Regions from separate parts of the Mus musculus genome. Here region 1 is linked to region 2. The links are chromatin loops, found by intact Hi-C in ENCODE. Cell type or tissue: gastrocnemius. All regions are shown on one strand. Each heading gives the region's core, and the rest is flanking DNA. Links, peaks and the distances in the headings are about the cores only.

Region 1 (15,405 bases), core at 3,223-11,222, 260 kb before region 2:
TGTAATCCCAGCACTTAGGTAGAGTCAGGAGGATCAGGAGTGAGAGGCCGGCCTCAGCCACTTGAGACACTGTCTAAACAAAGCAAAGCAAAAATTAGGAGGTAGAAACAGGCAGATCTCTGAGTTTGAGGCCAGCCTGGTCTACAGAGTTCCTGGAAAGCCAGGACTACACAGAGAAACCCTGTTTTGAGACAACAAAAAGTAAAAACGGGTAGACAAACAAACACACATCTGGGGCTGAAAAGACGGCTCAGAGGTTCAGAGCACTGGCTGCTTTGGAAGGACCTGAGTTTGGTTCTCGGCACATCTCGGCTCACAGCTGCCTGGAACTCTGGGCGATTCCATGCCCTTTTCTGACCTTTATGGGCAGTGTATGCATTTGATGCACCTACATATATACAAGCCAACACTCATACACATAAAACAGAATAAACATAAACAACACAAAAGGAGCAATGAAATATGAAGTGGTGTTTCCATGGCTTCACTGTAAGGGAAAAGACCATGCTGAAGGCCATGGGTCACTGCTGTGCCTTTGTGACTCTGCGCACATCTGTGATCGCCGCTCACAGCATCTTAAACATTGGGAATTGCTGAATAAAAGGTTGCATGTTTTCTGTTACCTTAAGATGTGGATCATCTATTTCTTTTCAGGAGAAAATTAGGGAATTATCTGAATAGAAAGAAAGCCACTAGCTAGGGCTGTGCACTCTAGCGCCCTTCCCTGAGTTTTCTCTTGTGCTGTTGCCTAGACTCATTTAGACAATCCTGCATCAATGTGCCCGGTGTATCCACGGGGACCGTCCTTGGTGCTGGGAGTATTGGAACAGATATTGCAAATGAGGTTCTGAGTTTACAGAGGTAAAGATGTATTACTGCAAATATTCTCGTGTAAATGGCTGCTGTAGTTAAACCAGTACATAGACCAGTCATTCTCCTACTTGTGTGTGTATGCGTGTGCACGTGTGTGTGCGTGCACGTGTGTGTAAGTGTACCAGCATGCAGTAGGGCAGGACAGCGTAGGTGGTGTGGTGTGTGCCTATAAGTGGCTTGCTTGCAGGGACAGAGGCATCAGATCCCCTGGAGCTAGAGTTGCCAGCAGTTGGGAGCCACCCAGATAAGGACTTTTATAATCTCATTTTGGACAAGTTATTTCAAAACATCATATGAAATCCAGAATTCAGGAAGAAAAATCGATAAATTTAATTGCATAAAAAGTTCAAAATTGATGCATAAACTACACAGTTAAAATAAATGAATATATATACCAGAAAGTGTGTGCATTGTATGTGTGTGTCAATGCATCCACAGCTTGCATATGTGTGTGTCAGTGCATGAACAACATTCATGTGTGCATGCACAGAATGCATGTGTGTCAGTGCATGCACAGCTTGCATATGTGTGTGTGGGGGGTAAGTGCACACCACTGCATGTGTGTGTGGAGTATTTTCAGCACTTCGGGGTGAAAGATAAGTCTGCCATGTAAGAAGTCAACTGGTCTCAAGTACTGAATACGGAATATTTAGTCTGGGGTTCTTTGCTGTTGTTTATCAGTGACTTATGATACATTCAGAGGAGAAAGACTCCTTCTAAAATCCTGTCTGAGGAATAAATATCTCTTGTCTCCCTTCTCAGATTACACTCTTCATCCCCAGAAGATGCAAGCCCTTCAGAAGAAGTGAGAGATGACTGCAGTGTAAATGGTGGGAATGCCTATGGGCCTGTGAGTGAAGTAAATGTTCATTGTCATTATGTCAGGACCATTCTATGAAGATACATGGACCTTTCTGCTGACTCGGTCATCTTAAGGGGAGGTATAGGTCAGTGGTTACAGGAGACATGGTTAGAGGCATACAAAAGGGCTGCAGGGTGTGTGTGGCTCACATACCTAGTCTTTGTAATGTTGGGTTCAGAATTTAAACTCTGCCTCAGTGTCCTCACTTGTAAGGCAGGTATGATGATAACATACCGTGGATTAGGCAATGGAGATAGGGTGCCATGTAGCCCAGGCTGGCCCAAAACTCGCTGTGTAGCTGAGGATTACCTTAAACTAATTTTCCTACCTCCACCTTCCAAGGGCCAGGAGCACAGGCATTCACTACCACACCATTTAAATCCAAACTCTCCAAATGGTGGCTGCCACACCTGCTAGGTGCTCAGAGAGCGGGAGCTTTTACGATCATCACAGATTCTAACATGGCAGCTTCAGAGTACTCATGTAGTTTGAACGAGATTTAAATGAAATAAGTACCAGAGGCCACTTGGTCAAACTGATTAATACAGCTAACTGAAATACATGTTGCTTGTATAGTAATTACGCCATAGGCTGGTGGGGCTCACCTGCCATATGGCAGCTTGAGAGGTGGAAACTGGTGCATTCAGGGCCCCCCAGGCATAAAGAGTAGCCTCAACGCTAGCTTAGGCAACTTAGTGAGACCCTGTCTCAGAATAAAAAGGTTTTAAATATTAAAAAATGTAAAGGGATGGATGTATAGCTTAGTGGTAGAACACTTGGATGGTCCATGGAGGACCTGGGATTGATCCCCATGTGGGGCCGAGGACAATAAGCCTACTGCGATCTGGAGAGGAGGAGGAGGAGGAGGAGGAGGAGGAGGAGGAGGAGGAGGAGGAGGAGGAGGAGGAGGAGGAGGAGGAGGAGGAGGAGGAGGAGGAGGAGGAGGAGGAGGAGGAGGAGGAGTGGTGGTGACCAGGGGAACATGGGCCAGAAAACACAAACATCACATGATATGGATAAAACTTGTGTAGAAATATAATGTATCTTCCTATCTTATCATTTATTCATTTAACAAATACAGTAATCTCATAGAAATGGACATATAAGCCATTGTAATAAAATCTTCTGGCCTCCACAGTGCGTGCATACATGTACAGACACACACATCACACACACACATGTACAGACATACATCTCACACGCATGCATATGCATGTATGTGCACACACATGTACAGACACGCACATCACACACACAGGCATGCACATACACTCATATAAAGGGATCTAGGCTTTAGTGTCAGATGCCTTGGTTTGGAATCTGGTGGCTCTCAGCTTCTGAAATGGAAGATGCACGTGGAGTGTGGGGCACCAGAGTCCTCACGCACGCACGGCTGATGAAGGTGCTGGTGCCGGTCGTTCTGACAGCACCCATGGTTCTCACTGTGCTCAGGTAGGAAGGAGCCTTGCTGACCGCTCTGTCCTGCTTTTCCAGGCATCCACTAGGGAGCCTTTTGCAGTGAGCCCTTCTGAAACAGAGGTCCTGGAGGCTGCCAGGCAACACCAGAGCACTGAACCCGCCCACCCTCACGGACCACTTCCCGGTAAGTTGTCCTTGTCATCAGACACCGTGTACATTCCCAGTCTCTGTCGTTGACACTGTGTCCTTAAACACAGGGGCCTTTTGAAGAAGCAGGTAGTTTTTAAAATAAGATTTTTTTTTCCCCAATCAGGAAGCACACTTCTGTAATGCCAACATTTACAGGTTGAGGCAGAGTATTACCATGAGTTCAAGGCTATCTTGGGCTACATAGTGAGCACTAGGCCAGCCAGGACTAATAGAAAGTCCCTGTCTCAAAAAGCACCCCACACACCCCATAAACAACCACCAAACCCAGTCACTAGGCAGATGCCAACAAGAGCTTGCTGACCGGAGCCTGATATAGCTGTCTCCTGTGAAGCTCTGCCAGTGCCTGGCAAATACAGAAGTGGATGCTCACAGCCATCCACTGAATGGAGCACAAGGTCCCCAAATGAAGGAGCCAGAGAAATACCCAGGGAGTGATGGGGACTGAAGTCCCATAGGAGGAATATCAATATGAACTAACCAGCACCCCCAGAGCTCCCTGGAACTATACCACCAATCAAAGAAAACACATGGTGGAACTTGTGGCTCTAGCAATATATGTAGCAGAGGATGGCCTAGTCAGTCATCAATGGGAGGAGAGACCCTTGGTCCTGTGAAGGTTCTATGCCCCAGTGTAGGAGAATGCCAGGGCCAGGAAGTGGGAGTGGGTGGGTTGGGGAGCAGGGGGAGGGGGGAGGGGATAGGCAATTTTCAGAGGGAAAACTAGGAAAAGGGATAACATTTGAAATGTAAATAAAGAAAATATCTAATGTTTTAATTAAAAAGCCCCCTCCCAAAGCATACCCAGGATTTCAGCATCTGCACACAATGGTCAGCAGTCATTGTTTTGGGGTTTTTTATTTGTTTGTTTGTTTGTTTTGTTTTTTATAATTTTTTTTGAGACAGGGTTTCTCTGTATAGCCCTGGCTGTCCTAGAACTTACTTTGTAGACCAGGCTGGCCTCGAACTCAGAAATCCGCCTGCCTCTGCCTCCTGAGAGCTGGGATTAAAGGCATGTGCCACCACGCCCGGCTGTTTTTTTACAATTTTTAAATTTTTATCGTATGTGGATGGATGTTTTTTGTCTTCACGTATGCAGTCTCCTCAGAAAGGTTATTGTCTACTCTAGAACCTGAGCTGCAGGTTGTGAGCTGCCACGTGGGTGCTGGGAATCAAGCAGGGCTCCTCTGGAAGAGCACGTAACTGCTGATCTCTCTCTCCTGCCCCATCAGTTATTCTTGGTATGAAGATGTGCGTCAGTCACTAAACCTGTCACAAAGGGTGCAGTCATCAGTTGAGCCTTTTAGGATTTTGCTGAATACACATAATTCAAATAAAAATTTAAAAGTATTTCCATGTAGGAAAAAAATGTCCATTCTCAAGAATTACCAAGAAATTAAAAAAGGCTCGTGCTAAAAAATAAAATAAAATAAAATAAAATAAATAAAGGAAAAGTGCAGGAACCCTGGAGAGATGACGCAGTGGTTAAGAGCACTGGCTGCTCTTGCAGAGGACCCGAGTTCAATTCCCAGCACACACACGGCATTTCCTCTGGTACTGCATGTACAAGACACACAGACATACATGCGGGTAAAACACACATATACGTACAATAAAATAATATTTTAAAAATCCAACTTCTGCAATTTAAGACATGTATTTCGCTTTCCCTGGCTTTAACTAATTTAAAGACATGTGTTCTGAGTTCCTCCTGTCAGTGTGATAAAGCGAGAAGTGGCTTAGAGAAGAAAGTCGAGGAAGCGCACGGTTCCCAGCCACAGCCCATCACCGAGAGGAGGCTGTTAGTCAAGCCATGGTCAACAGCAGACAGAAAGGATTCACGCTAACTTGTTTGCTTTTGTCCTCACACAATTCAGGACGCAGCCCATGAAATGGTAACACCCACAGTCAGGGCAGCTCTTCTATAAAAGTTCCTCACAGGCCTTCTTCCCACAGGTCCAGACAATTGCTCACTGAGACACTCTTCCCAGGTTCTAGATTGCAGCAAATTGACATTTAAAGCTAAGACTTGGGGGCTGGAGAAATGTCTCAATGGCTAAGAGCACTGACTGTTCTTCCGAGAGGATCTGGGTTCAATCTCCAGCACCCACATGGCAGCTCACCACTGTCTGTACCTCCAATATTTGACACCCTCACACAGACATATGTGGAGGCAAAACACCAATGCAGATAAAATAAAATAAAACGCTAAGCCTCACCCAGGTTTACCTCTTGTATCCCGGGTTGGGCTCTCACATGTCTGTAGCTAAAGATCACCTGGAACTTCTGGTTCTCCCACCTCATGCTGGGGTTGCAGGTGTATACCACCATGCCTGGTTTATCCAGCGCTGGGCATCAAACTCAGGGCTTCATGCGTGGCAAGCCCTTCACTAACAGAACCTCGGACCCTGCCATTGGCCTTGCTGTTCTTGACTACAGTTGTGTTTTTACATCTATTTTACGTGCATGAGTGTTCTGCTCACATGTATGTCTGTGTACCACACACATGCCTAGTGCCTACATCTAGAGATCCCCTGGAGCTGGAGTTACAGATGGTTGTGAGCCCCCGACGTGGAGCCCCTGCACGAGTGCTCCTAACCTCTGAGCCTTCTCTCCAGTCTCACTGACTGTAGGTATTTATCACGACCTGCCCGTACTTACATAGTCCTGTGTTTTAACTTACAGGTGACAGTGCCCAGCTGGGTTTTGATGTCCTGTGTGACAGTGACAGCATAGACATGGCTGCATTCATGAATTACCTCGAAGCAGAGGGGGGCCTGGGTGACCCTGGGGACTTCAGTGACATCCAGTGGGCACTCTAGCATTTTGGCTTTGTACTTTAACATGAGAATCATTTCAGAGTGTTTCATTGACAAAACACTGTACTCTTGAGCACTGTATTGGTACATTTTTTATCTCTTATTACTAGTCTACTGACTTTTATATATCTGCCCTTTATTCTCACTGGGATGTGCGGAGTCACACATGCTCCTCCAAAGAGAAACAGCCAAGTTTATCAATCCCTCTTTACACAGTGAGAAGGCAGCTTGGGGGTCAGGCTGCCATATTTTTGCTAAAATATTCTGACCAAAAACTGCTACCAACCATATTGTTAGGGCTTTTTTTAAATATATATATACTTTTGTTTTTGAGTTTGGGATTTTTGTTTTGTTCTGTCTGTTTTCTGTTTTTGTCTTCAAGACAGGGTTTCTCTGTGTAGCCCTGGCTGTCTTGTAACTCACTCTGTAGACCAGGCTGGCCTTGAACTCAAAGATCCGCCTGCCTCTTCCTCCCAAGTGTTGAGATTAAAGCCATATATCACAATTCCCAGCTTAAATACAGTCCCTAAAATCATGAGGCAATGAGAAATCACTTAGAAGCCAACTTTCTTCTAATAATTTGGAATTTAGAAGGCATTTTTAAAAAGTAACTAACCCAGAGGTAGCTCAAATGGAGTGTAAGAATTAGGATGATTTAAAATTCTGGCCCAGGAATGCAGCTCAGGTGACAGAGTCCTTGCCTAGCACCAAGTCTTGGGTTCAGTTCCTAGCACTGTAAACCAATTTGGGTGCACACTTTGTAATCCTGGCACTCAGGAGGATCATAAATTCAAAGCCAGCCTTGGCACAAAGCAGATTGAAGGTCAGCCTGGGATTCACGAAACCCTGTCTTTTAAAATAAATAAAAAAAGATTATTTAAATTTCTGCCTATTTGCCTTTCTGAAGAGTCATACTTTAGAGTGTGTGTGTGTGTGTGTGTGTGTGTGTGTGTGTGTGTGTGTGTGTGTGTTTTCCCTTCACGCATGTCTGTGTACCACTTGCCTGCCTGTACCTGTAAAGGCCACAAGAGGGCATCAGGTCCCCTGGAACTGGAATTACAGACAGTTGTGAATTGCAGTGTGGACTTCTGGAAGAGAAGCTAGTGCTCTTAGCCATGGAGTCAAGTCACACTGATTGTATTTTAATTTAATTGTCTTTGCTGAGTATACTTACACAGGCCCTCTTCTGTGCTTCTCAAATGCAGCTAGATGAGCTGAGCTGAAACTGAACGGTGTTCAGACCCACTCTTTCTTCTTTGTGTTGCTACATCTCCTCCCAGCCCCTGAATGGTCCTCTGAGCCCTCACCCTAGTGTCCTTCTGTGACCTTGCGTTGTGCCAACTATTTGGGCTATAGAAGGTCAAACAGAACTTCTGTCAGACCTGTGATTTGGAAGCCTCAGCCTTGAAGCATGAAGGATGCTGGAGTCCAGCAGACAGAGGGTCTGCCCACACACTGCATTAGGGGACGGCACATAGTCAGACTTGTTTCTAGCAGCTCGTGTTAGAGGATAATATGTCATGGTGATATGTCCTAAAGAGCAGGTGGGCAGGACATCACACATCTCTCATCCCAGCTCCAGGACGCCTGTGAGTCTGAAGTCTGCCTGGGCTACATTGGGAGTTCTAGGTCATCTTGGGCTACAGTGTGAATCCTTATCTCAAAACAAAAGCAGGTGGAACAACCCTCATGGTCTGAGAGGAGCTTCGAGGGCCATGACCACCCTTCACAATGGCGGTTCCTCTCTCAGCCAGAGGACAGACCATTCCTGACACTCAGGAGCAGATGGCTGGGCTCAAGCTCTGAGGATATCTTCACTCCTTTTCAGCCCACTGAAATGTTTTTCTACAGATCCTACTGGCCTGGACCCAGAATCCACCCTCCCCAGCCCCACCCCATGTTTTGTGGTACTCCACCCTCAGATGTTTAGTGTTTCCTTCCTGTTTCTGTTTGGTTGATCCCATTGCATTGGCGTGACAGACTTTTATAGTTTACACAATATTACCTTTTTCTGCCATATTTGTTAAATTTTTAGTAAGAAATAATTGTCCAAAAATTGCATCAAAGTATCATAAAGACAGCACTGCAGTTTGGTGTGTGTGTGTGTGTGTGTGTGTGTAGTTTTTTTTTTTTTTGAGACAGGGTCTTCCTATGTATCCCAGGCTACACCTGGACTCACCCTGTATCCCAGGCTAGCCTAGAACTTTCTGCAGCCTTCCTGCCCCAAATGCTGGTTCGAGGATTGATTGTACCACTGAGCACTGGCTCAGGTTTGGAATTTTCAACCCTAAGAATTACAACTATAATAACATAGCGGAGTTGGGGAATAGCCTGGACAGAGACCCCATCAGGGGAGTCCCTGTGCCTGCTTCCCTGTGGTAAGAGGCTTGGTCTCTAGTCTTGGCTTTGATCCTGTGACTCTGACCCACAGTGTGGAGCCCATGGTAGACACAGGGCTGTGTGTCCCAGGTTTTGGGGTCACATACATAAACCTTGCTCTTTTTATTTTTTTAAATGTGGCCAGCATGTGCTTCTACTGGACAGCAGCGCACTAGGACATTTACTCGGTGGATATTATAAATAACAGAGAAAAGGCTGCGGGATGGGGCAGTCTACTCCTGGTCCTCAGAGACTGAGTGAAAAAGTTCTCTGAGAATTCCGGGCCAACCCAAGCTGCAAAGTGAGATTTCAAAGTTGCCATGAATTTTATCATAGCCTGAAGAAAAACGAGGCTTTAGTTCAATAGTGACACCATATGGTTGATAAATGCAGAAACCTGTTGAGAGACAGGAAGACACCAGGAAATACAGAAGAAACAGGAGCTGGTGGAATAAAGGGGGTTGTTTGTAGTCGCCTTTTAAAAGCTGTATCTGCAATGCAGGTATTCAGGAGGCTGAGGCTGAGGCAGAAGGATCACTGTGAGTTTGAGGCTGGTCTGAGCAACATGATGAGGCTCTGCCTCATTGAAACCAGAATAAATAAACTGCAGTCCCGGTCTTCAGGCTCAGCACTGTGGTGTGAGCCAGGCAAGATCTCCTGAGCCTACTGTGTTCCTGGAGCCCGTGTCAGACCCAGGTGGAGAGCGGACTGCGACTGGTGTGCCCAGCAGTAGATAGAAGAGGGGTGATGTCTACAACTCTCCAGAGACAGCAGGGAAATTGCTGGAGTGGCTAGTAGGTGCCTCTCTCCCCTTTCTGAGGGGCTTTCCTTGGATTAATTCCCACTCCCTGGGGCCTGGGAGAGGCACTTGAGGGCTCTGTGTGGAATGCAGTGGCCCTTTGACTGTTGAGTGAGAGATGTTTGTTTGCTAGAGGGGCCTGGAGATCCTTCTCACGCTGTACAGAGAAGTTCCCAGAGTGCCAGTCAGTGCAAACGGCAGAGAGCCTGGCATGCTGGTGCCCTCTGACCTCTGAGACGCTGTCATCACCCAGACTTCTCGAGTGAGGATTTGTAGTTCATTTCCTGCTCTTTCTGACTCTCTTGTTTGTATATATTGATATTTTTTTAAGAGTCTCTGGCAAATAATGAGAAGAGTGAAATTAAATTATATTTATATGAAAAACTAGTTTGTGTTTTTTTTTAATTTAATAAACTTTCTCCCTTGAAGCTGTGAATTAGTTTCTAATGTAGAAACAAGACTGAGGAAAGGGCTGGCGTCGTCTGACTCTCTGGGCAGAGCAGAGCACAGCATCTATCCACATTCATGTGCTGTTCAATGACTGACCATTTAGTGTAGAATTTGATGCTGGATTCCCCACTAAGCCATTATATTGCTTTTTCTTTTTTTATCTCTTCTTTCTGGAGCATTTAAAAAATATTTATAATTTGTTTTTCTACAGATCCTACTGGTCTGGTCCCAGAATCCACCCTCCCCAGCCCCACCCACATGCTCTGTGGTACTCCACCCTCCGATGTTTAGTGTTTTCTTCCAGTGTGTCCTGTTTCTGTTTGGTCAATTTTATTGCATTGGTGTGACAGACTCTTATAGCTTACATAATATTACTTTTTTCTCCTGTATTTGTTAAAATTTTAGTAAAAAATAATTATCCAAAAATTGCATCAAAGTATTATAAAGACAGCACTGTAGTTTGGGGTGTGTGTGTGTGTGTGTGTGTGTGTGTGTGTGTGTGTGTGTGTGTGTGTGTGTGTGTAGTTTTTGAGACAGGGTCTTCCTATGTATCCCAGGCTACACCTGGACTCACCCTGTATCCCAGGCTAGCCTAGAACTTTCTGCAGCCTTCCTGCCCCAGCTGCCGGTTTGAGGATTGACTACACCCCTGGGCAATAGCTCAGGTTTGGAATTTTCAACCCTAAGAATTACAACTATAATAACATAGAGGAGTTGGGGAAGAGTCTTGACAGAAGACCCACTAACATACATTAGGAGAGTCCCTGTGCCATCCCTGAGAGAGAAAAAGAGGGTCTCAGAGGGGACAGAGGGTGCCACCACTGGGGAGTCACCATCAGGATGTGAATGGAGAAGGAGGCACCAGAGAGACTAAGATGGCAGCGGTCACATGGCTGGGAAGTAGGCCAGGCCAGTGTTGTCGGGTTTGAATAGCTCAGTATCTGCCCAGCTACAGTGCAAGAAGCTTATTGATAACATAAAGGTCTCCCCGTCGTTATTTGAGAACAAGGGTGGGCATAGAAAACCTGGTCCTTTCACACTGAATGACTCCCTATCACCAGCACAGGCAGCCCCTACTTTGTATCCACGAGTCAGGCTATTTTTAGACACTGTGCAAATCAACTGTGTGAAGTATTTGTCTTTTTTTTTTTTAATGTCTCATTTCACTTACTGCACTATCCTCGAGGTTTGTTGTTGTACCATGTGACCAGGCTCCCTTCTCTTCCTAGACTGTGCAACCTTCTGTTGTATGCACGCACCACACTACCCACTCGTCCTCTGACGGATTTGTGGCTTCTTTCTCTTAGCTACTGGGAATGTGATAACCATGGATGTGCAGATATCTCTTCACGATCCTGCTTTCAAGTGTGTGCGTTCTTCTACCTACTTATCCACCTACCTTTCTTTCTCTCTCCTCTCTCTCTCTTTCTCTCTCATCTATCATCTATCTATTCATTTGTCTATATATATCATCTACCTACATAGCTATTTATATTATCTATCTATCTATCTATCTATCTATCTATCTATCTATCTATTAATCTAATCTAACCTTGTATCTATCTATGTAGAGATACAAGAGAATAAGAGAGGGATGAGTTGAATTCCATTATAAACGTTTACCGTTTCATATTCTGACTTAGAGCATATAATGTTGCCAGTTGTGATGGTTTGAATATGCTTGGCCCATGGGAAGTGGCACTATTAGGAAGCGTGGCCTTGTTGGAGGAAGTGTATCACCATGAGGGTGGGCTTTGAAGCTCTGCCCAGTGTGGAAGAGACACTCCACTCCCTCTAGCTGCCTGAAAGAGAGTCTTCTGTTCGCCTTCAAAACAAGATGTAGAACTCTCAGCTCCTCTAGCACCATGCCTGCCTGGACTCTCCCATGCTTCCTGCCATGATGACAATGGACTGAACCTCTGAACTTATAAGCCAGTCCCAATTAGATGCTGTACCTTATAAGAGTTGCCTTGGTCATGCTGTCTCTTCACAGCAATGGAAAACTAACTAAGACAGAAGTCCTCTGCAGTCTTGCCACCTCTAAATTTTGGCTTCCTTTCCAAGTTCCAATGGGGTTCATACTCACGGGTCTTTGGTACTTATTCATTGTGGTTTTGATCTGTGCAAATCTGAGAGTGTTTCGTACGCTTGTTGCCATTTGTATATATTCCTTGGAGAAATACATATTCGAGTTCTCTGATCACATTTTGAGCTCACTCTATTTTTATGTGTATGAGTACTTTGCCTGCATGTGTGTTTGTGTACTACATGCATGCATGGTGCCCACAGAAGCCACAAGAGGGCATTAGCTCACCTGGAACTAGAGTTATAGATGGTTGTGAGCTGCTATGTGGATGCTGGGACCAAACCTGAGTCCTCTGCAAGAGCAGCCAATGCTCTTAACCACCGAGCCTTCTCTGCAGCCCTTCTTTTTATTTTAAAAAAAAAAAATTGAGCTGTGGGAACTCAGGCGAGTGCCACCACAGCCTGATGATCCGTTAGCTCTTGATGTCTGTGTTCTCACAGTTTCAGTGAGCAACTGTTAGGTTGGTTCTTTTCAAGAGCTCAGAGATGTCATTAAAAATATCACCAGTAGGAGCCATCACCAGGCAAGACAAGGACACACCTTCAGACCTAGGGCCTTTATCTAAGTTCATATAATACCTATTTAAAAGTTACTATGGCCTTTCTTGGCTGATTGTTTTTCTCATGGAGCCCAGGATGGCCTTTAGCTCAGTCTGTTCCTGAGGATGACCATGAGTTTATTCCCGGGTGTTGACATCACAGGCCTGGGCCATCCATCACGCCTGGCTGGCTGTTCCCTCTAGCAGGTGCTGTGTGCTGCTGAAGCCCAAGACCCAGTGCAAACATATTTAACAGCGAAACAGAACTCATCAAAAAGAAATGTAAGGCCAGGTGTGGGTGTGTCTATACCTCAGAAACTGAGGCAGGAGGATTGTAAGTTTGAAGCCAACCTGGGCTACCGTGTGACCCTGTCAGGAGGGAGGATATAATATCCACAGTGGTCCTGTCCATAGTATCAGAACTGTGTCATCTGTGTCTGATGGGAACACACACATCAGGAGTCTTCCACAGGCTGAAAAGCAGAAATAGGACCCAGCAGTCCTCCCCTAGGAACGTCTGTGATGAAATTAGTGCAGCTGATGGAGCTCACCAAGGCCTCTACTTCCAGGGCCCTCCTTCTGCATGACTCGATAGTGATAGATTTCTCCAGTGGGTTATGGGAGGGCATGGCTGTAATCCTATCATGCCTAGGAGGCAAACATAGGAGGCTTGTGAGTTCGAGGTCAGCCTGGGCTCCATAGCTAGATCAGGCCTCAGCCAATAAAGAGATAATTCAAAACACAATAAAATTCCTCACAGTTTAAAGAGCAGAATATAGAGACAGCTTTCCAAATAGAGCCTGCAAGGCAAGCAATAGATGACCCTTTTGCCAAAGGACACAAGTTGTCTTTGTAATTCTAGGCTAAGAAAAAGAAAACTGGCTGGCATTTTGAGAAAAGAAACTTAAAAATGCATTCTCCTTTACCTCCAGAATTAGAATATTTAGCCTATAAATAACACTAAATGCACACCAGGGTGAGGAATTTAACTACAAGCTGTCTAATGACTACAACAGCTGAATGGAAAACAATACAACCATCCAGCTATGAACAGTCCAAACTCAGAAAAACACAGGGATTTCTGAGAATTGGGGACTACTTCCAGTCAGACAAGAGGACATCTTTGCTTTGGGCATATCCTACATTCTGGGACAGAGGCAACATCTGCAGGAGGATGCCTGCCGTAGAGAGATGGCTCCTGGCATCAGGCCATTAGTGGGTGGCTTACACCAGTCACAGCCACCATCCTGCACTTGCTCCCAAAGTCCAGCTGCCTTCCTGTTTCTGTGCATGTGCAGTGTGAACTATGCATGTGCAGTGTGAACTATGTGCAGTGTGAACTACACTGGCATGCTTATAAACCCCTAGTGAGGTTTCCATCTGGGGACACTTCACAGTCTTGAGGTCACCATGACAGTCTAGGATTTCTGCGTCAGTACTGTGAGCATTTGTGACAGTCCTGCTGTGTGGTGTGCAAACCTGGCCTGTGCACCTAGAGATATTGGCTACTAGATGCTACTAGCAGTTCAGTGTGGTGACCAAACCAAACCACCACCATCACCACCACCTCCACCAACCAACACAAACAAACAAACAAACAAACAAACAAACAAACAAACAGCAAAATACCTGTGTCTTTTTACTGCCAAGACCCTGAGGGGAGGGTTAAAAGTCTCACTGGTCCCCAGACTGGAAATCTCTTCTGTGATCTTCTGTAAAGATTTTACTTTTTTTTGTGGAACAAGGCTGGGGGGGGGAAGCCCCCCTCCTTCATCCTCCTTGCTGCCATTGAAACCTCTGCCACACTGGTTGCTCTCACTCCTCATCACTGGCTCCCTAGAATCAAGGTCTTCTTTTTCTACTGGACTGATGCTATGAGACTCCTGCTCTTGGGAAGAAAGAAATGGGTAAGGAAGTACACAAGAGGGAGGGAGGGAGGGAGGGAGGGAGGGAGGGAGGGAGGGAGGGAGGGAGGGAGGGAGGGAGGGAGGGAGCCTTCTCATGCCAGAGAGTGACTCACTGTGACCATCAGGTAAAGTTCTATCTTCCTTACCAGAACACACACACACACACATACACAAACACAAACACACACCTTTACCTCCCCCACATGGTCATCTTTAATTGTCAACTTGACATCACCTACCATTGCCTGGGAAGAAAGACCCACCGAGAAATTATCTTAAAGAGTTGGCCTATGGTGCACCTCTGAGAGCTTTTCTGTTAATTGAGGAGGACGGCCCGGGCATCTTGGTTGTGGGTAGCACTATTCCCTAGGCAGGGAGTCGTGAGCTGAATGAGTGAAGAAATCCAACATAAGCAAACACACATGCATTCATCCCTCTGCTCTTGAATGTGGGTGTGCTGTGACAGAAATTCCTTCCTTGACTTCCTCACCATGACCAACTGTAACCCAGGCTACACAGTGAGCTCCAAGCCAACCAGGGCTTCCCAGCAAGTCATTGTCTCAGAAAAGCCAATCAATCCACTGATAAATACAGCCAGATGTCACCACTGTGTCACCTCATCTGAACACTGATACCTGGACCCTGAGAAACCTGGACCCTGAGACACCTGGATACTGAGACACCTGGACAGTGTGACAGCTGGATACTGAGACTCCTGGACACTGTGTGACTTCACCTGAACTCTGTGTCATTCACCTGGACACTGTGACACCTGGACACTTTGACACCTGGACACTGTGACACCTGGACACTGTGACACCTGGACACTGTGACACCTGGACACTGTGATACTTGGACACTGTGATACCTGGACACTGCATGACTTCACCTGGACACTGTGACACTTAGACACTGTGACACCTGGACACTGTGACACCTGGACACTGTGATACTTGGACACTGTAATACCTGGACACTGCATGACTTCACCTGGACACTGTGTGACTTCACCTGGACACTGTGTGGCTTCACCTGGACACTGTGTGACTTCACCTGAACTCTGTGT
Region 2 (15,405 bases), core at 5,034-13,033:
TCTTCCCTCATTTCCTCCCTTTAAAAGGTTACTAAGGGATGGAGATGTGGCTCAGTGCAGATCCCTGGGACTGATCCCCAGTACCAGAGGCTCCTAATGAATCGTTCCAAAGTTCAGCAGCAATTTCCTTCATCACAACCACCATTACCTTGTCAGTTCCAATGCTTCCCTGACCAGATGTCTCCCTCTGCTTCTGAAAATGTCAACCTGAAGATGCCACTGCCCTCTTGAAGCCATATTTCCACTGTGGCTCCTAATGTCCCCATTCATGTGGCCAGGTCAGTTTTCCCACTGTCTGGATGGTGGCTCAGGGCTCCCTGCCTGCCTCTGCCTGGTTTCTCACTTTCTGCAGTTCCCTCCTCTTAAGGGCTTTGTGCTGAGGCAGTATCTATCATGTGTTCATGTGACTACCTGTGTGTGTCTCTGAGTGTGTGCATGTGTGTGAACACACTGATGTGTACAGGAACAAGAGTAGGAGATGAGAGGACAACCTTGGGTGGTGGTCTTCAGATCCATCCACCTCTTGAGACAGTCTTTCTCAGTGTATTGGCTATCTAGAGACCAGTAAGATGCTGCTGTCTATCTGGGGAGCTTCCTAGTCCCTTACTCCCAACCCTGCAGGACCCTATTGCAGTGTCCATAGACCTCAGGTGGCCCATGAGCACTCTCTCTGCTTCTGAGTGACATTCCTAGCCACTGTAGTAAAAATGCCTACTTTAGCTTTTGCTGAGTTTTCAATATAGTCCAACCACAGAGCTTACACTCCTGTTCAGTTGTGCATAGTCTGTCATCTGGAATGAATGCTGGTGAATGTGCCAAACAAGGTCTTGATGGCCAAACTATCTCCAGACAGAGGTTTCTGGAAAACAACAGTCTGGGGACTTAAGCCTGGGTGTTCCAGCCAGTGTTTGAAGCTGCGAGCCCTTCTAGAGAAGTAAGTGGCATTTGCTTCCCAAAGCCTTGTCCGACGCAGTCTTTACCTGCTGTTATGTTATACAGTATGGCGCTGGCCCCGGGCTCCAGGATGCAGCTCTCCAGGGTTGGGCAGTGAACATGAAGGCAGTTGACATTGTCGTGGACGGGATCGTGGAAGAAGACAGCCACATTACAGGAAACTGAAAGGCCAAGGGAATCAGCTTAGCGTTAGGGTCCTGGCTTCCATCAGTTGTGTATTTGTGTATGAGAAAGAGAGAGACAGAGACAGAGACAGAGTCTCACTACACAGCCCAGGTGGGCCTTAATTAAAAAAAAAAAAACAAGAAATTTTATTTTAGATTTATTTATTTACTTTTTGTATGTGAGTACACTATAGCTGTACAGATGGTTGTGAGCCTTCATGTGGTTGTTGGGAATTGAACTTTTAGGACCTCTGCTCGCTCTGGCCCAAAGATTTTTTTTTTTTTTTTTTTTGGTTTTTCAAGACAGGGTTTCTCTGTATAGCCCTGGCTGTCCTGGAACTCACTTTGTAGACCAGGCTGGCCTCGAACTCAGAAATCCACCTGCCTCTGCCTCCCAAGTGCTGGGATTAAAGGTGTGCGCCACCACACCTGGTTGGCCCAAAGATTTATTTATCATTATACATAAGTACACTGTAGCTGATTTCAGATGTACCAGAAGAGGGTGTCAGATCCCATTATGGGTGGTTGTGAGCCACCATGTGGTTTCTGGGATTTGAACTCAGGACCTTCAGAAGAGCAGTCAGTGCTCTTAACAGCTGAACCATCTCACCAGCCCCCAGGTGGGCCTTAAACTTGTAATAGTCCTACCCAGCCTCCTAGTGCTGGGATCCTAGGGTCAGAACCACCAAGCCTGGCTTTGCTACCAGTCAGATGAGATCTGAGTAACTTCTATTTCTTTCTGGAACGTTGAATGAATCTTGTATTGTGGTTAGATATTTTTCAGAACATTATAAACTATTAAAACTATATAATACACCTATTTGAAAGAAAATATTATTCTAAATGCTCTAGTATATTCCTTTCCACAGAGGACACCTGGAATTTTTATTTGATTTTCATTCTTTTGAGACAGAGGTCTCTCTTAGGCAATCCTCCTGCCTAAGTGCTGGGACTGTAAGTATGAGCCACCATAACCAGCCTTAGATTGATGGACTGATCATATATTTAGAGATGGGGTCTCACTGTGTTTCCTGGCTGGCCTGAAACTCACTGTGTAGTGTAGGCTGGCTTTGAACTCAGAGATCTGTTTGACTCTGCCTGCTAGGATTAAAGGCACACACCATCACATCCCATAGAATCATTATAGTTTAGTCTTAGTAATTTTTGTGCATGAAAAACATCAGTTGTCTACACAAAGCTCTGGAAAGTACCTATCTGATTTCTAAGAACCACATGGTCTGAGTGCTAAGGTCCTGGAGCCACTGGAGGAAGAAGGAGGAACAAAAAAAAAAAGATGTGGGCTGGAGAGATGGCTCAGCAGGTAAGAGCACTGACTGCTCTTCCAGTGGTCCTGAGTTCAATTCCCAGCAACCACATGCTGGCTCACAACCATCTGTAATGGGGTCCAATGCACTCTTGTGGTGTGTATCTGAAGACAGCTACAGTGTACTCATATAGATAAAAATAAATAAATCTTTTAAAAAAGATGCTCCAACCACAGACAAAGGAATGACATAGCGGGGACAGCCAGAAGATCGTATGACACCTGAGGGTGTGGATCTGGGTGCAAATGTTTTCCCAGGGGAAGCCTATCAGTGACTCTTAAATACACAAGGATGCTGGCTTCAGTGGGCAGGGCATATCTGCTACTCACATATTCACGCTGGCTTTTGTTTTCCAGATCCGTTGCTTTAAACATACTGGTTATTTCTGGAAACCCAGAATCAGAGTTACTGGGTGCAACACTTTGTGCGTCCGTCCGTCCTAATGTGCACATGCACTGCGAATTCATTCCTAATGCAGAGCAGCCAGGACCATGTGATATGTCCGCTGGCTCAGAGGTATCACACTCTTTAATAAAACAGGATTACAGAGATACAGTGTCCCACCTGAAGCATGCTGGGGGTGGGGTCCGTGTAGGTCAGGGAGGGTGCTGTGCTGGGGGGTTGGGAGGTGAAGGTCAGGGAAGGCACTGCTGTGTTGGTGGGGATCATGTAGGTCAGAGAGGGCACTGTCCTGTGGAGTCCTGCTCTGCCCTTCAAGAGAGTTAGCCATGGAGAGCCACAGCTCTAGTCTCACTTCTGGGACACCTTCGGGTTTCTGCAGCATTTTCTTTTCCCCCAGGAGAGAAAGAATAAGACAAAATTAATTACTACTGCATTGGGTTGCAAAACCCCCGAGGATGGTTCTGGGAAGTTGTAAGGAAAAGGAACTGAAAAAGTTATTTAATATTTAGATTTGAGATAAGAAAGTCATTGGTGTGATAGAGAACAGTATTGGATCTTACTCTATAGCCTAAGCTGCTCTTGAACTCAGGCTTATTATATATCCCAGAGTGACCACAAATTCATGACCATGCCCCTGCCTCAGCCTCCCAAGTTTTGGGATTACAGGTATCAGCCACCACACCTCTCTTATAGAGACTGATTTTTATTGGAATAATTTTTTATGAAAGATTTATTTTATTTTTAATTATGTGTACTTGTATATCTATGAGAGGGGAGGCATGTGGCATCAATGCATTCTGTGGAGAACTGAGGTATCAGATCCCTGGACCTGGAGTTATAGAAGGTGTGAGCCACTCAGGTGCTGCTCTACAAAAGTCATAGGAGTTCTTATCCACTAAACAGTCTCTAATCTCTCTGGCCCTATGACATGCTTTCTATGGAGCTGGGAATGTGGTGCCCACCCATAATCTCAGCTTTCCAGAGGCCGAAGGGGACGGATCAGGATTCCCCAAGAAGAGGACAGGGTGAGAGGGAGGGAGGGGAGAAAGGAAGGATGTAAGGAAACTGACCTTCTAGTTCATGTGTATGTTTCAATGTTCCAACTCCGTGCAGAAGTGTGACAAGTCTGGGCCCTGTCGTCCTGTCTTGCCTTCCTGGCTGCAGAGGCTCTGGGCTCATGGAGTGTCCTGGATGACTGCCCTGAACTGTTTTTCTCTTTAATGTTGATGTGTGATATGTCTGTGAGTGTGATATATGTGTGCGAGTATGCATGTGTCAGCGGACAGCCTTGGGGGTCAGTCCTCTTCCACCTTGTTTGAAGCACAGTCTCTTTGCTTTTTGGCTGCTACATGCCTTAGGCTAGTTGGCCTGCGAGCTATCAAGGATTCCCCTGTCTCTACCTTCCATCTCCCTTTAGGGCCACTGGGGATTATAGATGCTCATACTCCTGTGCTCAGCTTTAAGTGGGCTCTGGGGATTCAAACTTGGGACCTCATACTTGTCTGGCAAGCACTTTAGCCACTAAGCCATCTATTTTCCCAGCTCTGTTTTGTTTTCATTTCAGCAAGATTTCGTGTATCCCAGGCTGGCCTCAAACTCATTACATAGCTGAGGACAGCTTTGAACTTGTGATCTCCCTGCATGTCCCCCTAAGTGTTGAGGTTACAGAAGTGGGCCACCACTCTGGGTTTATGTACTGGAGGCCTCCAGCATGCTAGACAGGCACCCTACAGATTTAACAGAAACCCCAGCCTGTGACCCTGCTCTGAAAAGATTCCTTATCAGACCGATTGTTCTTTGTGCCTCTTTAGCTTTGAAGGTCATGGCTTGGGACAAGTCTCTCAAACCACAATCCCTGAAAATCTGGCCGCCCTCCTAGACGCTCTAAACTTTATTCAGAAATTTGCATATGCAATTGGCTAAGCAATGTCTTTAATGAATAATCAGTATCAAATTATGGTTAAAAAGACCATGAGGCCCCTGTGGGGATGGCTTTCACAATACACTGTGTTGCTCTCGTGTCTTTCTACCTAGCTTTAAAAGAAATGAAAATGTCTCCAAGCAGTTTTGACCTTGAAGGCGTTCACACCCAAATCCCATTTATAGGGAAACTTGAAGATAGCATATCTACACTCTAACTTCCTGTACAATGTGCCCCATGCTTTTTAAGCCTGGAGATACATCTTATAAGATAGGCATGACACTGAAACCACCAAAAGTTATTTTAAGGAGAAATTATTAAACATGGTGGTGCTTGCTTATCATCCCAGCACTTGGGATTCGTGGATGGAGGACCAGGAATTCAAGGCCAGCCTCCACCACGGAAAAGTGAGTTCAAACTGGGCCACATGTAAGTACATCTCAAACAAACAGAGCCTCACTGCTGTACCAGACCAGTACAGGATTAAGCCAGTTCGCTTTCCAGCAGGAGTTAGAAGGAGATCGTGAGCCCTTACTCCTCACTGCGGAGCTGTTGACAGTTGATGGCTTCATGGGAGGGGGACTCAGGGTTGGTTAGTTGGTTTTTCTTTCTTTCCTTCTTTTTTCTCCCCCTTAGAGGAGCAGTTCTTGGTCATGCCCAGGAAAATCTGGGCAAGACAAACTGGAGTCAGTAGGTTATTTTTTTAAAAGGAGAATATGAAGGGAGTGGTGGTGAGGGATCTAGAAAGGTTAGAAGTTAGAGGTTAGAGGGCAGAGTGGGGGTGAAAGTGGTCAAAACACTAAGATTCTCAGACTTAACAGAAAACATCTTAAAAGCACTGAGAAACAAAAGTAAATAATGACAGTTTGAAAGTTGGTTACTGTAAATCCAGGTTGTTTGTGTTTGTTGTTTTGGTTTTGAAACACAATCTTAGCCCCTGCTGGTTTCAGCTCACAGTGTAACTGAGGCTTGCCTTGAGCCCTTGATCCACCCCATCCCCCCACCACCACTTTCCAGTTCCTAAATGCTGGGATTGTAGTCATGGGCCACAGCACCTGGTTTATTGGAAACATTTGGATTATAAAATAATCAAGTTAGTTAACCCTGAAAGAAATATGTCCCTTTAGCACTTTGTCAAAGAACGCAGGATACCGTGGGTTCAAAATCACCGGCTCTGCTGCTGCCCACCCTGGGTCCTTCTGCCCCCCCCCCCCCCCCCACACACACACCTGGGCGTGCTCCTGGAGTCCTCTTTGGATCTCCCACTATGGGCCTTATGCTCTGGTTTCGGGGTCTTCCCTGGTTCTACCCCCTAGCCTTGGCCTTGTGCTGTGAAACTACCCAAGTGGGCTCTGCCAGCCCCCTCTCGCTCTCACCATCCTTCCGGAGGCAGCAGCTGCGGCCGCACTTCTGCCCGGTGTTCTCCGAGTAGTACTTGAGGAACTGGGCGCCCAGCCTCTGAGACTCCTCCAGGTCCAAGAGCATCCCCGGGAAGCGGCGGATCCAGCAATCTCTGTAGAACACAGTGGGTGAGCAGAGCCCATGCACCATGCTAGCCAGCCCCAGCAGCAGTAGCAGCTCCACAGCCCGCATCTCTCCGTGCTGAAGGGAGGCAGCTGGAGCTGATCATGGGCTGCTAGGGCTGCAAGGGGCGTCCTTCTGCCGAGGCATCTCGGCTCCTTTTTTGTTCCTTTCCAGCTGGGCCCCGGGAGAGTGCTGGCCTTGCTGCTTTCTCTCTGGACCCTGTCCAGAAAGTTTTGGTGTTCTGACCCTTGCTCTTTTGAAGGCGGGGATGCTCCCGTCAGCTAGTCAGCTATTCTTCTTTCTCTAGGAGTAAAGAGTCACAGACACCTTTTCCTAGGCAGGCATAAAGGCCAGGAGAAACCCTAGCTGCTGAGAAAACAATTACCTAGTCTCTTGACCTCAGATTAAGGGAGGCTCTGTTTTCAGAAACAACACATTGTTTTGTGAGGTGTTCACTATAGGCTTAAGAGCTGGTGACGACTGTATTTTTTTTTCTCCCTAAGTTTTGTTGTTCTGGCTCCAGAGAAAACCAGTTCGTGTACTTGTTTGACTTTTTATTATTAAACAAAACAAAACAAAACAAAACAAAACAAAACAAAACAAAAAAAAAAACAAGAGCCGGACATACGTGGTGGTCTACAAAGTCAGTTCCAGGGCAGCCAGGGCTATACAGAGAAACCCTGTCTCGAAGAACAAACAAACAAAGAAAACAAAAACAAAACTTAAAAGGAAAAAAGTAGAAAAAGAAATATATTTAAAATGTTTAATTTTGCGATAAATGCAATTGTATATATTCTGGTTACTTCTTAGGGCCAGTAGTTTTCTTGTAAGCCTAAAAGAAACTAAGAATTCGACCCCAATTCAGCATGCTCATAACGAAGGGGAAATATGACAGCCTTGAAAAGGCATATGGCTCCATCCCCAGTAACTCTGTGACCCCACCTACCTGCCTCCCTGCTGAACACCATTCGAATGCGCATGTCTCACAGCCACTTCGTGTTTGCCCATGTGGTGGGCAGAGACAACTTGCCAGAGTTGGGTTTTCCTGCTACCACATGGTTCCGAAGTTCAAACTCAGAGTATCAGGAGTCCTCAGCAAGCACTTTGACCTGCCCAGCCACCCCACCAGCCAGCCAGCTGGACATAACCTTATTTATTCTCTCTCTCTCTCTCTCTCTCTCTCTCTCTCTCTCTCTCTCTCTCTCTCTGCCCTGCTCGTGCCCCCCCCCCCTTTTCTCCAGACAGGGTTTCTCTATGTAGTCCTGGCTGACCTTGAACTCAGGTAGGCCTGCCTCTGCCTCCTGGATGCTGTGACTAAAGGTGTGAGCACCACCAGCCGTCTGTTAGTTATTTCTAACAGGATCTTTTCTGGTTTTGGTGCTGTCATGGAGACCTAGGACCTTGTGTGTGCTGGCTAAATGTTCTGCCACTGATCTGGGAACGCTGACTTTGAGAGACAAGTCAACTTTCCTCACTTTCAACACCTATGTTTTTGAGACATTGTCTCCCAGTGCAGGCTTGGCTAGCCTGGGACTTGTTATGGGGACCAGGCTGGCCTTAAACTCAGATCTGACTCCTTCTGCCTCCTAAATTCTGAAATTAAAGGTGTTTGTCACATGACTTATTTTGCCAGAGAGTGTTTTCTTGACCCCAGGTGTATAGTAGATGCACAAATCAAACATTCACTGATAGTAAACCAGAAATAATTTTATTTTGGGGCTGGAGAGATGGCTCAGGAGTTAAGAGCACTGACGATTCTAGAGGTCCTGAGTTCAATTCACAGTAACCACATGGTGGCTCACAGCCATCTGTAATGGAATCTGACGCCCTCTTCTGGTGCGTCTGAAGAGAGAAACTGTGTACAAAATAAATATTTTTTTTAAAAAAAGAATTTTATTTTAAACAAATCTTTGAAATGCATAGAATTTTACCATGTATTAAAACAAAATTTGTATGCTAATGATATGGATGTGCTTGTTAATTTGCACAAAATATTTTTGAATTAATCTCCTCTTTGACAATTTCACACATGTACATAATATATCTGGAGCATACTCTCCACCAATTAATTCCTCCCCCAAACACTTCCAGTAAATATCCCCTTCCTGCTTCAGGCCCTCTGTTGGCTGGCTGGCTTGCTTTCTTCTTCTTCTTCTTCTTCTTCTTCTTCTTCTTCTTCTTCTTCTTCTTCTTCTTCTTCTTCTTCTTCTTCTTCTTCCTCTTCCTCTTCCTCTTCCTCTTCTTCTTCCTCCTCTTCCTCCTCCTCCTCCTCCTCCTCCTCCTCCTCCTCCTCCTCCTCCTCCTCCTCCTCCTCCTCCTCCTCCTCCTCCTCCTCCTCCTCCTCCTCCTCCTCTTCTTCTTCTTCTTCTTCTTCTTCTTCTTCTTCTTCTTCTTCTTCTTCTTCTTCTTTTTTTGGTAACCTTGCTGGAATGTTGACCATTCTTCTTGTTGGCTATCTAGTGCAGACCATAGTTCTGAGAGCTCACCAGTGTGATCTCCTCTTCCCGTACAAAAGACACACATTCCACAGCAAATCCTCCCCACTCTCCCACCTTTATGCTCTTTTAGCCCCTTCTTCCAAGTAGTTCCCTGAGCTTGTGGGGAGAGGTTGCTATAGAAGTCCGGTTAGGGCTGAACACCCAGTCCCTTGTTCTCAGCACTTTGATGAGCTGTCTGCCCACTACAGACAGAGACTTCTTGGGCCAAGGCGGATGGAGAGCAGCACTGATCTGTGGCTATGAACGTAAGTATTCAGAAGGTAACTTGATAGCATATCCATTTAGCAAAGCAACAGCAGTGAGCCCCTTAGGGCTGTGACCCTGAGCACCAATTGTCAGTGTTTAATGATCAATGACAGCTTCATCCACTCAATGATGACATTAAACAACGTGTTCATGAAGCCTTGATACTACTATAGCTTAAATACTTTGTAACAAAGAAGTTTATATGTATTTGTCTTTATGCCCAGCTTTTTAGAACACTGTGTGGTTTACTGAAGTTATTGGATCTTTTAAGATGCCCCATCGTATGGCCAGGGGTTAAAATCTTGCAGGAGCGGTGCCCAGTATTGTCAGGTACCACTTCAGATTGCAGTCCAGCTGACCTCACTGTGGTAATGTGACCAGGGTTGAATTGCCTCTCTAATGAGAATCATTCTCAAAGGTTGGCTTTCTGGTTTGTTTTAAAAGGCAAGAGAATACCAGTTGGTCTGGAAACAAAAGCTTCCATTGGTAAAGATTCTAAAGAGCCAGAGACTAAGAGCCTGTTCTTCTGGTGACTCACTGAATCCTGCCTTGCTGATGGAGGCGCAGACAGATCCAGGTCCAGCCTTTTTTAAGTCAGCCCTCCCAGAAGCCCCCAGCCTGATGTCTAATGGTAGCTGTGGCATTTTGCCTTGCTGTAGAATCTACTAAATCCTTGGCCCCTCACCTGAAACCCTCCTCATACCCCAAACACTGAGAGTGACAGATGGGGAACGGAAGCCTGCCAGGAATGATTGCAGGCCTGTCAATCACGGGGCTGTGTTCCAAGTTTCTCAGAGTATCCAAGAAAGTAAGGCATAGCAAGCCTCAGGTCCATGTGTTGTGTCTCTTTCCCATGGGAAGGCCGGATCCTGCTAGAATGTTTTCTGTACTTCATAGTTCCTTACCTTTGTGTGTATTCTGCAGAATATAATGGCCGACAGCCCTCTCTCTGTGAAGCAGCCGACGGACACAGTAATGCTGGGGAATGCAAGGCAGGGCACCATGGGTACCAGGGCAGACACTATCGCTTCATTACAGCCTTTGGGATCCAGCCTTCTAACCAAGCGTCCCGCCAGGGAACATAGGAAAATGTTCTTTCCTAACAGCTATGATGGGATGGTGGTGGTGGGGTAGATAGGGATGAGAGCGGGCAAGTGCTACCCAGAGGGGACAGCTCTGACGCATCTTCATCTCCGCATCCCCATCTCCGCATCCTCTCCACCCACCTGCCCTTTTTGCTGCTCAGAGACTCTGCTGTCTTGGTGCTGGGGTTTGAACCATGCCACTGCCTGCCTTCCTATCTGTCTGTCTTGTCCATGGAGTTAATAACTCTTCTAATAAATTGCTTAGCCCTAGTAATCCGTTAGTCCACTCTGGAACCACCCCGCGGATCTAAAACCTCGCAGTACTGACTGGCCCAGGAAAACTCACACAGGGACTGTGGGGCTGCGGGAAACACCAGAAGATCAAGTACGGTGACTTGTGCGTAGGGGGCGAGCACCGCGAACCGACGCGTTTGTTTGTTTCCTAACAACACCGTGCTGGAGAAATGCACAGTGGTTAAGAGTGCACACTCCTGCTGCGGAGGACAGGAGCTCCGTTTCCGCGTAGGGCAGCTCACAACCGCCCTTACCTCAGGCTGCAGGGTGATCTGCCGCCTTTGGCTTCCTGGCACCTGCATTGTAGCGGAGGAACCCACATAGACACATGGATTAAAGATCAGAGAGGCCGTTTACTCGGAGGGCGTGTGACGCACCGGCGGGGCTGAGCCCGGGGCCCGCGGCCCGCGGCGGCGGAAGGAAGGAAGCGAGAGCGCAGGCCGGGCTCGGCGGAGGCTGTGCGCCCGGGGGAGGAGCCTGAGCGGCCGAGCGGCGGGGCGCAGCGGCCCAGCCATGTCGGCCGAGGAGATGGTGCAGATCCGCCTGGAAGACCGCTGCTACCCGGTGAGCAAGAGCAAGCTGATCGAACAGAGCGACTACTTCCGCGCGCTCTACCGCTCCGGCATGCGCGAGGCCGTGCGGCCCGAGGTGGGCCCGGAGGTGCAGCAGCTGCGCGGCCTGAGCGCTCCGGGCCTGCGGCTGGTGCTGGACTTCATCAACGCGGGCGGCGCGCGCGAGGGCTGGGGCCTGAGCGAGGACGAGCTGGCCGAGGCTAGTGTGCTGTCCGAGATGGTGGAGGCCGCGTCCTTTCTGCAGGTCACGGCGCTTCTGCGCTTGCTGCTGTCGCACGTGCGTCTGGGCAACTGCCTGGAGCTGTACCGCCTGGCGCAGGTGTACGGACTGCCCGACCTGCAGGACGCCTGCCTGCGCTTCATGGTGCTGCGCTTCCACCAGGTGCTGTGTCAGCCGCAATTCCCGCTACTGTTGTCGCCGCCGCAGGCCCCCGGGGACTGCAGCCTGAAGCAGAGGCTGAGGGAGGCCCGCATGCGCGGGACCCCGGTCCTGGTGGCCCTGGGGGACTTCCTCGGGGGACCCCTTGCCCCGCACCCGTATCAGGGGGAACCCCCGTCCATGCTTAGGTACGAGGAGACCACGGAGCGCTGGTTCCCCCTGGCCAACAACCTGCCCCCCGACCTGGTGAACGTCAGGGGCTACGGCTCAGCCATTTTGGACAACTACCTCTTCATCGTGGGTGGTTACAGGATCACCAGCCAGGAGATCTCTGCCGCACACTCCTACAATCCCATCACCAACGAGTGGCTGCAGGTGGCCTCCATGAACCAGAAGCGGTAAGTGCAAAGGGGGTGTCTGCACCCTTCATTCATTGCCCTGGTGTTTGCTGGCCAGAGGCGATGGCATCTTGCTTAGTGCTGCTGGCCTGTCGCCTCTGGCGGAGTTCCCAGGGAGCCCAGGGCTTGCTAGGAAGAAGACGAGTACTGTGTCAGCTAGCCTAGTGGTCTTCTTTCAGGTGCAGGCCCCAGGTAAGAATGGTTTCTCTGCCTTAGACCGGCTTGCAGAGAAGGCTATTGGGAAAGATAACGGTTGTTTTTCCTTCGCTTTTCTTTAACTTGTCTGACCCGAATTACGGAGACACTAGCAGTAACTTGTAATTCTGGCTTCAGAAATTTTTGTTGTTGCTGACAGTGACTTTGGATCCTTCTCACTTGGGTAGGAGAGCGTGCATCCCCTCTCCCTAGGATGGTGTAAGGGATTTGCCAGAGAGGATTCTCTTCTCTTTTCATCCTCACTTTTGTTTCTTATTTCCTTCTAAGACGGCAATCATCTTTGACCCAAAACTTGAGCCTGGAGCGGTCAGCTACAGAATGGGCGTACCCTTGTCTCTCCAAGTCTGTTGTCTATCTGGGATGCCTCAGACTCCCCGGTCTGGATGCCTGAGTCCCTTGTGGGTAGCTTTAGCATGTACATATAAACCCTACATATACACCTATGCATATATACATTAGCGCATATATATATATATATATATATATATATATATATATATATATATATATATATATATATATACCCTCCTGCATATGTTCAGATGGTTTTCCTTTATCTTGGTATGTTCCTCAGGCTGGTCTTGAACTCCTAGGCATGAGGGTCTGCCATCCTCTGCCTTCCAGCCTTCAGAGAGCTGGGACTAAAGGTGTACAGTACAGTATTGGCTTTCTACAATAAATAATCTGTAACTTATAACTTCAAATGTAAGGCATCTACCATGTCAGTGGTTGAAGGAATGACAAAAACCAACTCGTACTGTTCAATTTCCCCCTCTTATGGCTTGAAGATGCATTCCTTTCCACTTCACCCATCTTTCCCAAGTGGCCTGGGGGACAAGTCAGGGCTTGTAGAGAGGGTTTGTTGCCCCAGCTGCTTGGAAGGCTGAAGCAGGCAGATTCCAAGTTAAAATTCTTCCTGGCCTTCAGAGTGAATTCCAGGCCAGCCTGGATAATGTAGCAAAACCAGAAAGAGTAGGGGAAAGGTGTCTTAGAGGGATAGCACTAGCCTAGAATTTTGAGGCCTCAGATTCAATACCAGTGTCCCAGCAGTAGAAAGAGTAGCCAAGGACAGGATGGGCGCTCTCTCTCTCTCTCTCTCTCTCTCTCTCTCTCTCTCTCTCTCTCTCTCTCTCTCTCCCTCCCTCCCTCCCTCCCTCCCTCTCTCTGTCTCTCTCTCTCTCTCTCTCCTTCCCTCCCTCCCTCCCTCCCTTCCTTCCTTCCTTTCTTTTTTTTTTCTTTCTTCTCTTCTTTTTCTTTTTTTCAGGCATAGTTTCTCTGTATAGTCCTGATTGTCTTGGTTCTCACTCTGTAGACCAGGCTGGCCTTGAACTCAGAGATCATCCTGCCTCTGCTTCCTGACTGCTGGGATTAAAGTGTGCCACCACCACCCAGCTGAGGATAGGCTTTTTTTTATCAGGCCACTTGATGCCATCCCAGTCCCACTCTGGTCTCTTCTAGGTCCATTACAGGACAAAGGAACCTTTAGATCAGAGATTATTTGTAGAAACATACCTCGTTCTGATGGCTCAGAGGTTAAGAGCACTTGCTGCTCTTGCATAAGATTAGTGTTCAGCGCTTAGCATCCCTGTCTGACACCCCCTTATGACCTTTATAGGCAACCACATGAATGTGCACACACACACAGACACACAAATAAGCATAAAAATAATTTCTAAAAATCCTGGCAAGCTGAAGTGTGAGAAGCAGAGATGGATGCATTACCCTCTTCCTTCCAGAGGCACTAACTGGGGGCTGGCTAGTTTTCATCCAGCCTCCTGCAGTATGATACTTCTATCATTGAGATGATACAGTAGCAATCCACTTGTAATCACAGGCTGAGCGGCTGAGGCAGGTGGAACTGTAGTCTAGCCTGAGCTGAAAACAAACAGAAACAAAATAATAAAGTTATTTTTTTTAGTATCAAAAGTATTATTTAAAAAAAATTTTTAAGAGTGTTAATTGATTCAAAGGTGGTGTTCAAAAAGGAGAAGGTTCCAGGTTCTGTCTTACCTTTCCCTGTGTGTGTCCAGCTCTGACCATGTGGTCTCAGCATGTCGTCCATCCTCAGCTCCACAGTCCAGACCTCTTACCAGTCTCTTTTTAGCTACAGATTCTTGGTCTGATTTCCTCAAAGTGTTCTTTCTGTACTCTTTAAACATGGTCAAGTTGTTTTCCAGCTCCTGCCTCATGTGTCTACCTTAGAAACCGTGCGTAAAGTGAGTGTGTCTACCTAAATTACTCTGTGACAAGCATCTGACATAGTGGAGTAGAGTGGTTAACTCATGGCAGAGAAGAAAAATATTCCTCACGTCCACCTCCACCCAGGGGTCTGCTTCCTCCAGTGAGGCCCCACCAGCTGCTTTCCACATGATGTCACGTGATTCTCTCCATGGACTAGAGCCCTTGTGACTCAGACCTCCCTAAATCTATGTGTGATCAATGCAGGGGACCAAGCTACCTGTATCTATAATGCATGTCACAGTTAGGTATTATAAATGCATCGATGCTTATAAAAATATAGGCGTGACTAGCCATTCTCAGTGGAGAGCTGCGTGCATAGTTTCTCCAGTGGGTGGGATGTATATACATGTACTTTTACTCTAAATTTGTTATGGTACTTAATAATTCTTCTAATTAATGGTTACTGTATATTAATATTTTGTATTCACAGATGTTTATTGATATATTTTATTTTATTTTATAATAAATTTTATTTTAAACTAATAAATTATTTTATTAATTTTTTTGAGCTGTGGTCTCATGAATTTTTTTGTATTCACAGATGTGTATTGATATAAATTTTTATTCTATTTTATAATAATGACTTTCATTTTATTTATTAAATTTTGTTTTAAACTAATAAATCATTTTATTAATCTTTTTGAGACAGGGTCTCATGTATCCCAGGCCTTGAACTTTCTGTATATCTGAGAATGACCTTGCATTTCTCATCCTCCTGCCTCCACCTCATGAGTCCTATGATTAGAGACATATAGCAGCACATCGGCTTGTTGTTTGGAGAAAGGTTCTCACTCTTTAGCCCCAGGTGCCTTTGGACTAGAGGCAAGTCGCAAGTCCTGCTTTTTTCAAGCGATGGGAGTAAAGGTGTGAGCTAGCTGCTTCTGTCTTGTTCATGTTTATGTAGCATTCCAGGCTCTGTTTGGTGGTATGCATTTGTCCCTATAAATAATGCTGTATTGGACAGCCTGGTCTATGTGTATGACTGTCTTTAGCACATGTGAGTTGGTCCCAAGTTCTCTGAGTGACAGGGCAAGGTGTATGCACATTTTATATTTTGGCTGCTGCCTAGTTGCCCATGAAAGATTTGTAATTTTCTCCTGAGCAGTGTTGGATATTGCCAGTTCCCCTCTCCTGTCAAGATGAGATGCTCTCCCCACCCTACGTAGTGGGCAACTCTTCAGTGTAG

What was found. Hi-C counts contacts between places; a loop is a spot of excess contacts. Peaks named below come from ENCODE experiments on the same cell type or tissue, not always from the same donor. Only the 100,000 strongest peaks of a DNase experiment are listed, where the experiment ranks them.
Region 1: it touches region 2 in a loop (1.9-fold over the local background); 4 of 42 quality-filtered maps call a loop at or near these places.

What each region holds. Positions count from the first base shown.
Region 1 is chr6:146,826,464-146,841,868 of GRCm38, forward strand. Arntl2 (aryl hydrocarbon receptor nuclear translocator-like 2) reads left to right here. Exons shown (of 15, transcript NM_172309.2): 12 at 753-861; 13 at 1,636-1,723; 14 at 3,230-3,338; 15 at 6,047-7,066. The coding sequence ends at 6,183. Among named protein-coding and RNA genes, the nearest start is that of Smco2, 16 kb to the right of the region's middle. In gastrocnemius, for the core only: a CTCF peak has its summit at 7,232 (motif pointing right); a DNase peak (open chromatin) is centred at 7,206; H3K27ac peaks cover 570 bases.
Region 2 is chr6:147,080,606-147,096,010 of GRCm38, forward strand. Mansc4 (MANSC domain containing 4) reads right to left here and starts at 6,427. Exons shown (of 3, transcript NM_001034903.3): 1 at 6,143-6,427; 2 at 981-1,115. The coding sequence starts at 6,359. Klhl42 (kelch-like 42) reads left to right here and starts at 10,470. Exons shown (of 3, transcript NM_001081237.1): 1 at 10,470-11,762. The coding sequence starts at 10,927. In gastrocnemius, for the core only: a CTCF peak has its summit at 8,128 (motif pointing left); DNase peaks (open chromatin) are centred at 6,341, 9,770, 10,901, 11,130 and 1 more place; H3K4me3 peaks cover 2,473 bases; H3K27ac peaks cover 1,998 bases.